Linked DNA regions of Homo sapiens: region 1 is linked to region 2. Evidence: chromatin contacts called from ENCODE Hi-C or POLR2A ChIA-PET data. All regions are on one chromosome and are shown on one strand. The core of a region is the stretch at or near the end of the contact, and the rest is flanking DNA. Distances in the headings are between cores, read along the strand shown.

The links. A loop is a pair of places that touch in the nucleus more often than their neighbours do. ChIA-PET counts read pairs that join two places held with the same protein, here RNA polymerase II (POLR2A). Pooled maps may share reads with other maps.
Region 1: a loop to region 2 is called in a map of gastrocnemius medialis, with 2.3 times the contacts of the local background. The contact joins two enhancer-like sites. A Hi-C loop is called at or near these places in 11 of 168 maps with a recorded cell type or tissue (aorta, astrocyte of the cerebellum, gastrocnemius medialis and 8 more) and 8 of 50 pooled maps. POLR2A ChIA-PET finds 5 or more read pairs at or near these places in 3 of 52 experiments (Panc1, T-cell and activated T-cell).

Annotation. Positions count from the first base shown.
Region 1 is chr11:76,335,443-76,342,365 of GRCh38, reverse strand. No RefSeq gene overlaps it. Among named protein-coding and RNA genes, the nearest start is that of THAP12, 42 kb to the left of the region's middle. Within about 2 kb of position 2,950, at least 14 of the 41 ENCODE cell types and tissues checked have a DNase peak (open chromatin) inside an H3K27ac peak, as active enhancers do.
Region 2 is chr11:75,888,926-75,895,846 of GRCh38, reverse strand. All of the region lies in intron 5 of UVRAG (UV radiation resistance associated), which reads right to left. Among named protein-coding and RNA genes, the nearest start is that of UVRAG, 77 kb to the right of the region's middle. Within about 2 kb of position 3,371, at least 4 of the 41 ENCODE cell types and tissues checked have a DNase peak (open chromatin) inside an H3K27ac peak, as active enhancers do.

The DNA.
Region 1 (6,923 bases), core at 1,701-4,200, 450 kb before region 2:
TGCTTCATATAATGACGCTTACACTTAGGAAGGAATATAATATTTATTGTGTGCCTCCTGTATGCCAGGCACTGTGGACCCACAATTTGATGAGGCTGATATATTATTCCCATGGGAGAACTGAATTTCAGGATCATTTGCCTGAGGTCCGTGTCTGCCCAAAGCCAGAGGCAGTGCTCTTCGCACTGCACCACACAGCCAGCCTCAATCCCACAGCACTCGAAGGTGCACCAAGAGTTTGTACAGATGTCTTGTCATTTCAGTCCTCGTAACAGCCTATAAGATGGCAGTGTCATCCCCAGGTGGCTTGCCAAAATGCAGCACTGCTGGGATGGACTTTATGTCTCTTTTCCTCCAGCTCTTTCTTCCTTGTTTGTTTTTTGTTTTTGAGACAGAGTCTCACTCTGTCACCCAGACTGGAGTGCAGTGATGTGATCACGGCTCACTGCAGCTTCTGCCTTCTGGGCTCAAACGATCCTCTCACCCAGCCTCTCTAGTTGCTGGGACAAAAGATGTAAACCATCACTCCCTGCTAATTTTTGTATTTTTTGTAGAGAGAAGGTTTTGCCATGTTGCCCAGGCTGGTCTTGAACTCCTGAACTCAAAGGATCCACCTGCCTCAGCCTCCTTAAGTGCTGGGATTACAGGCATGAGACACTGCGCCTGGCCAGCTCTGTGGCTTTCTGATTTGGAGTCTGGTGCATAGGGTCCTGGTGCATGTCACTGTGGTGGGTGGAGGGATTTGAATCTGGCTCTTGAAGAGAGCATTGGTGGGAGATGCTGGAGGAGCCACAGCCCGTGTGACATCAATAAGAGCAGAGACATGGGCCTAGAAGAGGCTGTTGTCCCTTTCCTGCTGAAGGAAGTGGAGAGAAGTGTGGCCGGGACCTGGAAGCATCAGAGTGAGAAAAGGGTCAGGGTTGGACAAAACAGCAGCAAGGAACCAGAGAAAGCAACAAGGAGGGTATCGGGACACCCCATCTAAATGCTGTCACTTTGAAGTGGTGGGGCCTTGGGTAAACCACTTCACCTCTCTGAGCTCATGTATTACAGTTTTTATTGTGGAGTCTATGGGCAAACCTCATCACATCCTGGAATGCCACTTTCTCCAAGGAAAGGTCTGGCTAACCCGACTGCTCACCAGCTGATTGTGGTTAACTATCCCACGACAAGCATGAAATATTGGTGTGAAGAACCCAGAGACTCACTTATTTTCCCCACCCTTCCACTGACCTTGAGAGAGATGTTGGGCAGATTGCCACCCCTCTCTGGGCCTGTCTCCTCATCTGTAAAGCAAGGATGCTAACATATCTCATGATGAAGGAGAAAGCATTTAATCAGCTATATACAATATTGTTACTAAAATGCTCTGACAGAAAAAAGGCTTCTAGACGAAATTAGAACAGGGTGAGATATGTGCCAAGGGACCTAGAAAGGCTTCTTGGAGGAGTGTGGTGTGAACTAGGTCACAAAGACTGGATAGGTCAGCAGGTAAGGATGCAGAACTGGTGTGGATGGCCAGGGCAGAGGCCCGGTGTCCTATCAGAACAGGAGGGCTACTGCTGTGTCTCTTTCCTTCCATCTGACTCCATCAGCATCCTCCACTCTCACAGCTCAAGCCCGTGAGTCTCAATTCTAAGAGGCTATTGGTGGAGACACATTTTCAATTACATAATAGCTTTTAGGGGAATAAAACATATTTCAGCTATAAACATACACTAGTTTTATGTTGCATCTCAATTTCAAAACCATTAAACTGTGGGGATAAAATGTATCTTAGAATTGAAAAAATACAGTTATCTCACATCAGAATGAATACTACCAAAAAAAGTCATGTGGACTTTGGAACCAATGTTCAAGTTTCTGTTCTGTCACATACTAGCTTTGTTATTCTGGGCAAGTCACTTGATTTATTTAGGCATCAGTGCATTTTTAAATGGTCTATAAATTGGGCATAGGAGGCGAGCAGTTAAGGTTGTTTGAGTCTGAATATTGGTTCATTTTGGGAAGAGGTCTCCAGGAACATATTTTGTCAAATTATGGGTTGCCATTGAATAACTATATGTTGTCATTTTTAGAATAGCATAACACAGACCAACGGTTCTCAACTGGGGGTGATTTTGCCCCACCCCCACCCCCTAGTGACATTCGGCAATATCTGGAGGCATTTTTGATTGTCACAACCGTGGTGCAAGGAAGTGGTACTGGCTTCTAGTGAGTAGAGGCCAGGGATGCTGCCGAGCATCCCACAGCCCCACAACAAGGATCATCTGGCCCAAAATCCCCATAAAGGTTAGGAAACCCTGACATTGAGATGAAGAACATAGATTGTGGAGCCTAACTGCCTTGATTTGAACCCTAGTTCTGCCATCTCTAGCTGTGTATCCTTGGGTCAGTTGCTTCACTTCTGTCCTTCAGCATCTTCATCTGGGGAAGGAATAATAACTGTCTTCCACATACAGTGGCTGTGTGGATTACTAGGACCTACTGCAGGTGGAGCATTTCAAGCAGAGGCTGGCATCCAGGAGGCACTCAGTGTCAACTCTTATTTCAAGTACTCAGTGAGCACTAGACTTGGTGAAACTACCTGGTGATCAGAACCAAGACTTCAGATAAGATACTTATCTCCATGAGCCAAAGTTTCTCCAGCTGTAAAAAAAACAAAAACAAAACAACAAAAAAACACGTTTCGGGGATCAAATGAAATCAAGAATATGATAGCACTAGGGAAACAGTGGAAAATCTTACAGATACACTTGTATCATTATTATTGCCTCAAACTCTATCCAGTAAGAGAATGTTCTGGGGTGAAGCAATAAACTCTCCCGGGCCAGGCTGTAACTCAGCAGAAGGGACAGCCAGAGAGAGGAAGTGCTCAGAGCAGCACGTTGCAGGCCCAGTCCTTAAGTGCATCCTCAGCTGTGAGTCCAGGAAGTCGCCTTTATTGCTCTGTTATGTGCAAACTGCGCCCCAGCTTCACATACCACTTTCCCCAAAGGAGCGCTTGGCAAACCAGCATACACGCCTGCTCTGCAGACTCTAAACTCTGGGAAAAACAACAGCATAGATGGAAAGAGAGTGCTCTATAAGCCTTTGGCCAGGGATCTCTTCCTGCTCCACCTCTGTCTTCTCTGGCCCCAGTTTTCTGAGCTCTTGGATGAAGGAACTAGATTGCTGGCCTGAACTCCAAGGCCTACTGGAGCCCTCGTTCTAACCACACAGAACTGAGTGAGGATTTTTATTATCTTTAATAGGGAACAATTATATAGCAGGGACTGTGTCTATCAGTTTACATAAATAAAGTTGTGTTGGCGGGGTGTGGTGGCTCATGCCTGTAATCCCAGCACTTTGGGAGGCTGAGGTGGGAGGATTGTTTGAGGCCAGGAGTTCGAGACCAGCCTGGCCAACAAAGCGAGACCTTGTCACTAAAAAAAATTTTTTTAAGTTATGTCTCAGAAGCACCTCGTGAAACATTGGGTATTATGGCCATATTGTTGATACCACTGAGGCTCAGAGACGCTGAGCAACTTGCCCAGAATGCATAGAGCAAGATCCATATCACTCACCCAACACACTGCAGTACCCCAAGCCAGAACATGCAAAGATTTTGGCAAACACTAGGCACTTAATACTGTTAATTGAGTTTAATGAATGAATACAAGGGGAAATCACAAAGTAGTTTGTTCCTCATTGAGCTCTGTCCACTCCGTCTCTCACCACATCATCTCCTCTCCTTGTCTCAGCTCCCAGTGCCCACTCACTCTTGGAAGAGCTCTGCACCCTCTCAGCAGCAAGTAAAACTGTTTTTTGGGGGGTGGGGGCTGGAGTCTCGCTTTGTCGCCAGGCTGGAGTGCAGTGGCACGATCTCGGCTCACTGCAACCTCTGCCTCCCGGGTTCAAGCGATTCTCCTGCCTTAGCCTCCTGAGTAGCTAGGACTACAGACACCCGCCACCATGCCCAGCTAATTTTTGTACTTTTAGTAGAGACGGGGTTTTGCCATGTTGGCCAGGCTGGTTTTGAACTCCTGACCTCAGGTGATCCGCCCGCCTTGGACTCCCAAAGTGCTAGGCTTACAGGCGTGAGCCACTGTTCCCAGCCAGTAAAACTGTCCTTAGGGACCTTCAGTGACAACTATAGAGAACCGTCCTTCTCACTATTCTATTTGGTGAGGCTGCTCTGTGCCAAGCCCTGAGTGGGCTTGAGGACACAGACCTGAGTCATCCCTGACACTTGATTTGAGGGAAGTTCATATCTGTGGGAGGTGGGTGGGAGTGAGTGGGAGACTGATGAGAAAACCGGCTAGTTACAAGATGGCACAATAAAAGCAATCCTTGAAGGGGAAAGGCTCAGGAAAGCCTTCCCTGGAGTGGGAGGAGGGGGGCAGGCAGAGGTGCAGTGAGGCTTCTTTTAAAATTTGCACACCTGTATTTGACATGGACTGGGCCACAGCTGCCCCCTCCCATCATCCCAACTTATCCTACATTCAGTGTCCTGACACCACATGATGGAAAACTGAAAAATAGTCTCTGTCTAGCAGCTCAGAATCAGGACTGGGGAAAAGGAGGAAAGTAACTGCTGCTAGGGACCTACTATAGGCCAGGCACTTTAATCTACTTTAACTTAAAACTAGCCTGTGAGATAGATAGACCCATTGTAGAGTTAGGAGGAAATGAGGTTCAAAGAGGGTAGACAATTTGCTGATGTGACGGTTCCAGAGGAAATTGCTTATAAGGATAAGTAGGTCAGGCCAGGTGCTGTGGCTCATGCCTGTAATCCCAGTACTTTGGGAGGTTGAGGTAGGCTGATCACTTGAGCCCAGCAGTTTGAGACCAGCCTGGGCAACATGGTGAGACCTTGTCTCCATTAATTTTTTTTTTTTTTAATTACCTAGGCATGGTGGTGCACTTGTGTGGTCCCAGCTACTAGGGAGGCTGAGGTGGGAGGATCACCTGAGCCCAGGAGGTCCAGGTTGTGGTGAGCCATGATTGTGCCACTGCTCTCCAGCCTGGGTGACAGTGAGACCCTGTCTCAAAAAATAAAAATAAATAAAAAATAAATGAGGATAAGCAGGTCAATAGGCCTCCCCATTTTGGGTCCTTTTGGAGGTCCACCCTCCTATGGCCCCTGAGAGGGGCAGTATAGGGGTGTCCAGTGAGCTGCAGAATCTGGGTGGGAAGTGAGTACAGCCCAGTTTCCACAGAGCCCTACCAGTTTCTCTGGTCAAACTAATTCAGGTGCCCTCTCCTCTGGAGTGCCCATGGGGATGGTCTAAAGGACAAGAACAGGCAATGCAGCAAGACACTCCTAGATCACTGTCCAGTGGTGGCAGAGACTTGGTGGCAGTGTTCTCATTCTCAGAAAAGAATGAGAGACCAAGGGGAAGGCTGAGGAGAGGGACCTTTCACCTGTTTCTGGGGGCTGCCCAAGAGCCACCAACAGGCTACTGTGGGAACCTCAGTCCAACCTGTAGAGCTCAAGATCCTGCCTAAACCACCCACAATGAGTAGAATTGTGGACAGGAATAGCAAACTACTGCATGCCACCACTCATTAACCCGGTCACAATCACTCCCAATGATCTAATTCTCCACTTCCCCATCCACCTATCACTTCCTCCTCCCTCCTTTCAGTCATTCCCCTATTGCACTCAGTAATTTATTTCTTTCAATGAGTGGGGACACCCGTCAGGCACCTCAAGCACTTTGTTAGGATCCAAGAAGCCTTCATCATGGTGCAAAAAGCATGAGATTCAACCCTTGACAGATGACATAGAACTTTGGCAGAGAGAAACGAGTTAAAACAAAAGCAGTCCCGATGGAAAGAATGGTGGGAGCTAAGGCAGAGAAGTATTAAAGTCTCGGAGAAATGTTGGTGATCATTTGTCATTTACTTTGTCATTTACTTTGACAGAGCAGTGTTTCCCAGGAATGTTTGACCATGGAGAATCTCAGATCAGTGGCCTGAGGAATGCACTTCAGGAAAAGCTGGGAGGTGTGTGTGTGTGTGTGTGTGTGTGTGTGTGTGTGTGTGTACAGGAAGGTGAGGGCATTTGTACTTGCTTCTGGAGGTGGTGATCCCCAACATCTAATACACAGAATACTAGTCCTCAGGGATGCTGTATTAGTCTATTCTTGCATTGCTGTAGAGAACTACCTGAGACTGGGTAATTTATAAAGAAAAGTGGTTTAATCAGCTCATGGTTCCACATGCTGTACAGGAAGCATGGCTGGGAGGCCTTAGGAAACTTACAACCACAGTGGAAGGCAAAGAGGAAGTAGGCACATCTTACATGGCTGTAGCAGGAGGAAGAGAGAGAGGAAAGGGGGAGGTGCTATGCACTTTCAAAAAACCAGATCTCATGACAACTCTGTCACAAGACAGCACTGGAGGATGTGCCTAAATCATTAGAAACCACCCCCATGATTCAGTCAACTCCCACAAGCCTTCCCCTCCAACACTGGATTATAATTCAACCTGAGATCTGGGTGGAGACACAGAGCCAAACTGTATCATTCCACCCCTGGCCCCTCCCAAATCTCATGTCCTCACACTTAAAAACACAATAATTACTTCTCAATAGTTCCCTAAGTTTTAACTCAAAAGTCCACAATCCAAATTCTCATCTGAGACAAGGCAAATCCCTTTCACCTATGAGCCTATAAAATCAGAGGCAAGTTAGTTACTTCTAAGATACAGTGTGGGTATAGGCATTGGGTAAATGCTGCCATTCCAAAAGGGAGAAATTGGCCAAAACAAAGAGGCTACAGGCCCATGCAAGTCCAAAATCCAGCAGGGCAGTCATTAAATCTCAAAGTTCCAAAATAATCTCTTAAGACTCCATATCTCATATTCAGGCCACATTGATGCAAGGGGTGGGCTCCCAAAGTCCTGGGCAGCTCCACCCCTGTGGCTCTGCAGGATAT
Region 2 (6,921 bases), core at 2,122-4,621:
ATTTGCATCATCACTTATTCAACTTCTCTTTTGTCTGAATTGCTATTAAATACTTAAGATTGCAGTATCTGGCCAGGTGTGGTGGCTCACGCCTGTAATCCCAACACTTCGGGAGGCCAAGGTAGGAGGATCATTTGAGCCCAGAAGTTCAAGACCATCCTGGGCAACACAGTGAGACCTCATCTCTATTTTTTTTTCCTTTAAAAAAAAAAAAACAGAGTGCCACATTTGTATGCCAAATAAAGACCATTTTGCTACATACGCTTAACCAGAATATATCACTCCCTAACAATGCCAGAAGAGGTTACTGAACAAAGGATTAAAATCCAGTATTTATTTTAATGAAAAATTTTTCAGTGTATTAGGTAGTGTCCAACACACTCCTGGAAGTGAAAATGAACTACTTAGCCATTGTATTCTATAGTTAAGAGATTTTGGTTCCTAAAAACTCAACAGAAAGATGTAAAGCCTTTGGGAGAAGCAGATAAACAAAGAGGGAAAAGTTATGAACAGATAAGTAATTTCAGCTTTTAGATCCATAGTGCCTGAAGACATATTAAGATAATGTAGACAGAGGGAGTATTAACATCAACAAAATCATCAGCAATAATAATAAAACTGTTTCTGGTCACAGCTAATGTAAAAAAGAAGAATGCCAAAGAACTGGTCAACAAAAATTTTAGGCATTATTGAAAGCTGCTTTAAAATGTGCTCTGTCATTGCTTCCTAAGGGTAACTTTTCCTCTTCTGTATAAAACACTCATTCTTAAAATTTAATCCTGTTCTCAAAGCCTTGTTGCTTCAGCATTTTTAAAGTTTTAAACGAAATACTTCAAAACTATATGATATCCATTTATAATTATTGTGATTACAAATATATTTGGACATAATGCTACCCCCACACTACATGTTTCTTTTTATCTTTTGTTTCCTTTTCTGTTACCTACCAAGTTGACAAAGCTTTCTATACTTTATTCCCTTTTTTCCTCTGCTAATTAGAAATCTATAATCTCTGCTTTCCATCTTTTTTTTTTTTTTTTTTTTGGTAGAGACGGGAGTCTCACTTTGTTGCCCAGGCTGGTCTCAAACTCCTGGCTTCAAGCGATCCTCCCACCTCAGCTTCCCAAAGTGCTAGGATTATACAGTCTGGGCAGGGTGCCTCAGCCTGTAATCCCCACACTTTGGGAGGCTGAGGAGGACGGATCACTTGGGATCAGGGGTTTGAGACCAAAGTGCTGGGATTACAGGTGTGAGCCAACACACTCAGCCCTCTGATTTTAGCCTTTACTAGGTATCCTTAAATTTTTAACATGTACACTTGACCAAAATTTTTTCTAGCAAATTCTAAAGTTGGTTACTATCTCTATCCTCCTCCCAAACAAATCAGTGATCTCAATGAGTCTTAACCCTTTGAACACCCACTCTCATTATTGTTGTCTAGGGCAATGCTTTTCACTCTCTGTGGGGAAAGACCAGTTGGCTGGAGTTTTTTTTTTCTTCATTCCATTGTGAACTGATACTTTTGTAAAATACAATGAAGAGTCACAATAACGTCAAATTGCTATAGAAGTTTTGAAACTTTTACCCTCACTTTTTCCACGTTGCTCACCACAGATTGTGACAGACAGTTCCTAGACAAGCAGCGGTCCAGACTACATTTTGAATAACAATGGCCTAGCTTCTTTCACCTTAAAACACATAGGTTTATCAGATATTTATTTTTGTTTGTTAGCTTACAGTCAGAAATTAAATTCACTAATGTTTTAACCATTTGTATACCCCTTGCTGTTTTCTTATACACTATATGCTCCCTTTGGTATCATCTTCTATGTGCATCATTCAGCATGGGTAAAGGGTCTGTGGGTAGTAAACTCTCAATCTTTATGCATTTAAAACTATCCCTGACAGGTGCAGTGGTTCACACCTATAATCCCTGCTACTCAGAGGTGGGACTGGGCAACAGAGTGAGACTCTGTCTCAATCAATAAAATGCTCTCTCACCCTCGCTTTTTTTTTTTTTCTGTCACATAGGCTAGAGTGCAATGGTGCGATCACAGCTCACTGCAGCCTCAAATTCCTGGCTCAAACAATCCTCCCACCTCAGCCTCCCAAGTAGCTTGGACTACAGCCATGTACCATGCCTGGCTAATTTTTTTTTTTTTTTTTTTTTTTTTTTGGTAGAGATAGTATTTCATTATGTTACCCTAGCTGGTCTCAAATTACCCTCACTCTTGACTGAAAGTTTACTAGAAACAATTAATAATTAACAGCGCATTGAAGACCTATTTCTTCTGGCATCTACTGCTGCTGATGAGAAGTCTGCTGTCAGCCTAATTTGTGAGTAATATTTCCTTTCTCGCTGGTAGCTTTTCAAATTTCCCCTTTTAGGATTATTCTTAAAGTTCTGCAGTTTCTCTAAGCTGTCTTTTCTCGGCCCTTTTTTTAATAGGGAGAGCCCCACTCAGCTTTTCGTGCTCATTTAGTGCTCATTTTACCCTGAAGAGCCCATCTTTCTGCCTACTTCTGGGCAGAGTGGCCAGAAGGCCCAAGTCTTCTGCTTCTTCCCACTTCTTTGTGTTTCTATTCCACTTCTGTTTGGGAGATGTTTATTGCCTTGGTTTCTTGTTTGTTTTAGGAAGGAATAATTCTTCTTTTTTTCTTTTTTTTTTTGAGACGGAGTCTTGCTCTGGCCTCCAGGCTGGGGTGCAGTGGTGCGATCTCGGCTCACTGCAACCTCCACCTCCTGGGTTCAAGCAGTTCTCCTGCCTCAGCCTCAGAGTAGCTGGGATTACAGGCACCCGCCACTATGCCTGGCTAATTTTTGTGTTTTTAGTAGAGATGGGGTTTCGCCACGTTGGCTAGGCTGGTCTTGAATGCCTGACCTTGTGATCCACCTGCCTCGGCCTCCCAAAGTGCTGAGATTACAGGCGTGAGTCACAGCACCCGGCCAGGAATATTTCTTTTACATTTCTCCGATTTCATCAATCCTTGCTTCTTGCTTGGTGCTGAGGAAGGTCTCAAAGTGTACACTTACAATGTCATCTTGACTGGAAACTCTGCTTGCGGCTTTGTTAAAAAAGACAAGGTTTTTTAAGGTTCAGTCTACATGTCAGGTGTTCATTTGAAAGCTGGTAAAGGGGGCAAGATCTGCTGAACTTATCCAATTAACAAAGCTCACTAACTGAAGGACAATAGGGGAAAGTACACCACTAATTACGATCATATATTCAATAAGCATGTACTGACCATCTGCTTTTGAATCGCAGCTCTGCTACTCAGGGAGCTGCGTAATTTGGGGAAAGTTACTTAAGTTCTCTGTGCCAACTTCCTCTTCTATGAAAGGCCAAGTGTGAGGTTTAAATAAGGTAAAATGTGTAAAGTGTTTAGAATAGTGCCAGCATAGAAGTGCTCACTAAATACTAGCTATTATTCCCGTTAGAGGGAAACACTTACTCTGCATTCCCATGTTCCCACACAGGAGACAAATGCCCCACTCCATTTCTCAGGAGAAAAGGTCATGAAAGGAGCATCTGCAGTTTCTCTGTGTCCTCCACTCACTCCTCTCCAGGACCAGCAGATGACTGATCTGATGGCTGGGCTTCAGAGATGGACCTGTGTGTGACTGGCTTAATTCTTTCCAGGTTCTCTCCAATCAGAAACAACCTGTCTAACCACGCATACAAACTTTGCTTCTGGCTTGGAGGCTCAGGCTTTGTTCCTATAAGAGGAAGACCTTGGTTTCACTTGTTTTGTTATTTTGTGGGGGAGGTTCAGTCCAAGAGGAAGTATATAGAAGGAATCGACAAGCCCTTTTAGTCACAGCAAACTCTTTTAGTCACATAATTTAAATCACATTTGTCCATCAGTTTTATTAGTAATAAAGCCAATGTTCTGATCTACATTTATCTATCACCTATCCTTTTTTTTTCTTTCCCCTCCCTGAGACAGGGTCTCGTCCATTGCCCAGTGAAGTGGCGCCATCAGGGTTCACTGCACCATCAACCTCCTGGTCTCAAGCAATCCTCCCGCCTCAGCCCCTCAAGTTGGTGGGACTACAGACACGTGTCACCACACCTGGCTAATTTTTTGTTTGAATTTTAGTACAGACAAGGTCTTGCTACGTTGCCCAGACTGGTCTCGAACTGCTGAGCTCTCGAACTGCTGATCCTCCCAGCTCAGCCTCCCAAAATCCACTGGGATTACAGACTATCACCTATATCTGAACTTGCTCCAAACTCAGGAGAAGAAAGGAGTATTAGTTATTGGCTTACTCAAAATCTCAACAGCTCTGAGGATTTGGCTATAAGGTTCTTGGGGTATTAAATACAATAATAGATGTGAAGCTCTTACAGTGTTTGATATACAGTAATGCTCAATACATTTTAGCTATTAATATTATTATTATATGTGCCAGATATTGTCCTAAAAGGTGAGTTATACCAGTTGCAGGAGGAACTTAATGTTGCAACAGTATTAGAACAGCTAACCCTGTACATGAGATATTATGAACAGCAGCAGTAGCAATCCCATAATTATTTCATTAAATCACAAACACTTTTACTAAGCAAACTGCATACCCCAAAAACTGTGGCAGGTGCTGGGAATTCAATATTATTTATAGAAATCTGTCCTTCAAAAGCTTACAGGCTAGAAAGGAAGAAAGACAAGCCTAGTTGCAAAGTGGTATATCCTATGTCAAAGGTATACATAGTATGTTGATATAGGAACTTAGAAGAGGAGAGCTTTGAAATAAAGAAAGAAAAATGTCTATCAGAGTTTGAATTGAATTTTGAAGAAGTCACTTGAATAACTTCCATTTTGCTAAATCCAATGGGCAATTTTTGGTCCTCCTATTTGATCACTCTCTCCTCTTAAAAAAACAAGCAAAAAGACAAACAACAATAACAACAACAACAACAACAACAAAACCCTTTCTTTCTCTGGACTTTGAGATTCTACACAAAACTTTGCTCTCTTTCCCTTGGGCCACTTCTTTTCAGTCATCTTTTCTGGTGCCCCCTATGTGGACTTTAAAAACTGGAGGTCTTCCAGGCTTGGGTACCTAGCCCCCTTTCTTCCTACAGTACTGCCTGTTCCTAGTCCATCTTATCACCACTTATGACTCCAATGACTGTTTGTCATTGGCCCCACATAAATATTTCTAACCTAGTCCTCTCCTCTGAACTTCAGACTCATAGATCCAAAGGCCTACTTCCATCTACACATGAATGTCTCAAAGGCATCTCAAACTCCACAGGATCAAATCGCAACTCACAATCTGCCTCCACCAAACCTGGTTTTCCTCCAGTGTCACTTAGTTTTCTCAGTGCCTGACACCTTTATCCATCCAGTTACTTCATCTAAGCCAGAAACCCAAAAGTCATCCATGACACCTCCTTTTTCTTATGCCTTAAATTCAAATCATCAGCAAGTCCTAATGATTTTATCTACTAAAACTTTCTTAAATCTATCTTCTCTCTATTCTACTGTCACCCTGTTTCAAAGTAATACATCTGTTATCTGGTATACTGTAAGATCCTCCTTACTGGTCTCCCACAAATATTCTTGCCTCTTCTACAATCAGTCTCTACTGCAGCCAGAATGAAATTACTGAAACGCAAATCTGATAATCACACTGCTGTGCTAAAACTCCTTTCACAAAGACCCCTGTTCTTAGGGTAAAATCCTTTAAAAGTTCTGCGTGCTGTGGCCCCTGCCTAGCTCTCCAGCCCCATCGGGTATCACTCCCCCCTCATCACTCTGACCTTCCTTTAGTCCCTAAAACTCATCATGTTCCCTTCTATTTCATGGCCTTCCAACATGTTAACCTCCTCTGGCTGAAATGCTCTCTCTATTCAGCCCCTACTCCCTACTCCCTTTACACAGTTCACTTCTATTCATCATCTGGAGTGTAGCTTTAAAAGTCAAGTCCCCAAGAAGACCTTTCTTGAGCCCTTAGAATAGGTTAGGCCCTCATTATATGCTTATATAGCATTTACCACCATTTGTGTTTACATGTTTATCTGTTAGATTACTGTATCAGTGTTTGCCTCTTGCATATATACTCCACAACAGCAGGAAATTATCCATTTGCTCACCACTGTGTTCTTAGCACTTGGAGTACAGTACAGTGGCTGACATACAGCAGGCGCTCAATAAAATGTTGTTGAATAAATGAAGTACTCTAAGCAACAGCATTTCAGACAACCAAGAGCTATGAAGCAACATGATCACTAAGAGCAAATAATGCACAGGGTTGTTGGGTAGAACACCATAGTAGAATAGAAAAAGCACAGGCTTTAGAGGCAGGCAACCTGAAATTTCAGCTCAGCTACTTTCTAGATGGGTGAACCTACGAAGCTCATCTCAAACAACTTTTTTCCTTAACTATAAAATGGAGAGGACAAAACAAACCACATTGGTTTTGGCTAGTATTAAGTGAGGAAAAGGACAAGAATCACCTGGCACAGTACCATAGATAGTAGGTACTTGGTAAATGTGAATTCGCTTCCCTTTCCTTTCTCTAATAACTTTTAGATGTAGAGATAATGCTGACTATAAAACAACCGATTCATAGTTTCTTAAATGTATTGAAAGTTATAAAAGATATCTGAAACATTTCATAAAACTGTATTGCATTTAATCAAAATTCACCATCCTTTCTTAACCCCCAAAGAGTTATGTAGAATAAGAGAAAACAGCTAGCTCCAGATTTCCTGTAGAAAAATTAATATAATCTGGATTTAGAAAAGATGGACTGGATGGTTATGTGCCTTACAGAATGAGTTTTCCCATTAAAAAGCATCCACCTTAAGCCACACTAAGCAACAAATTTAAAGCATGATTCTATTTACACAGAGTTTTCAGGATTATATCTACCCTGTACACCTGCAAGGCACACCTGCACTAAACAAAATTCAT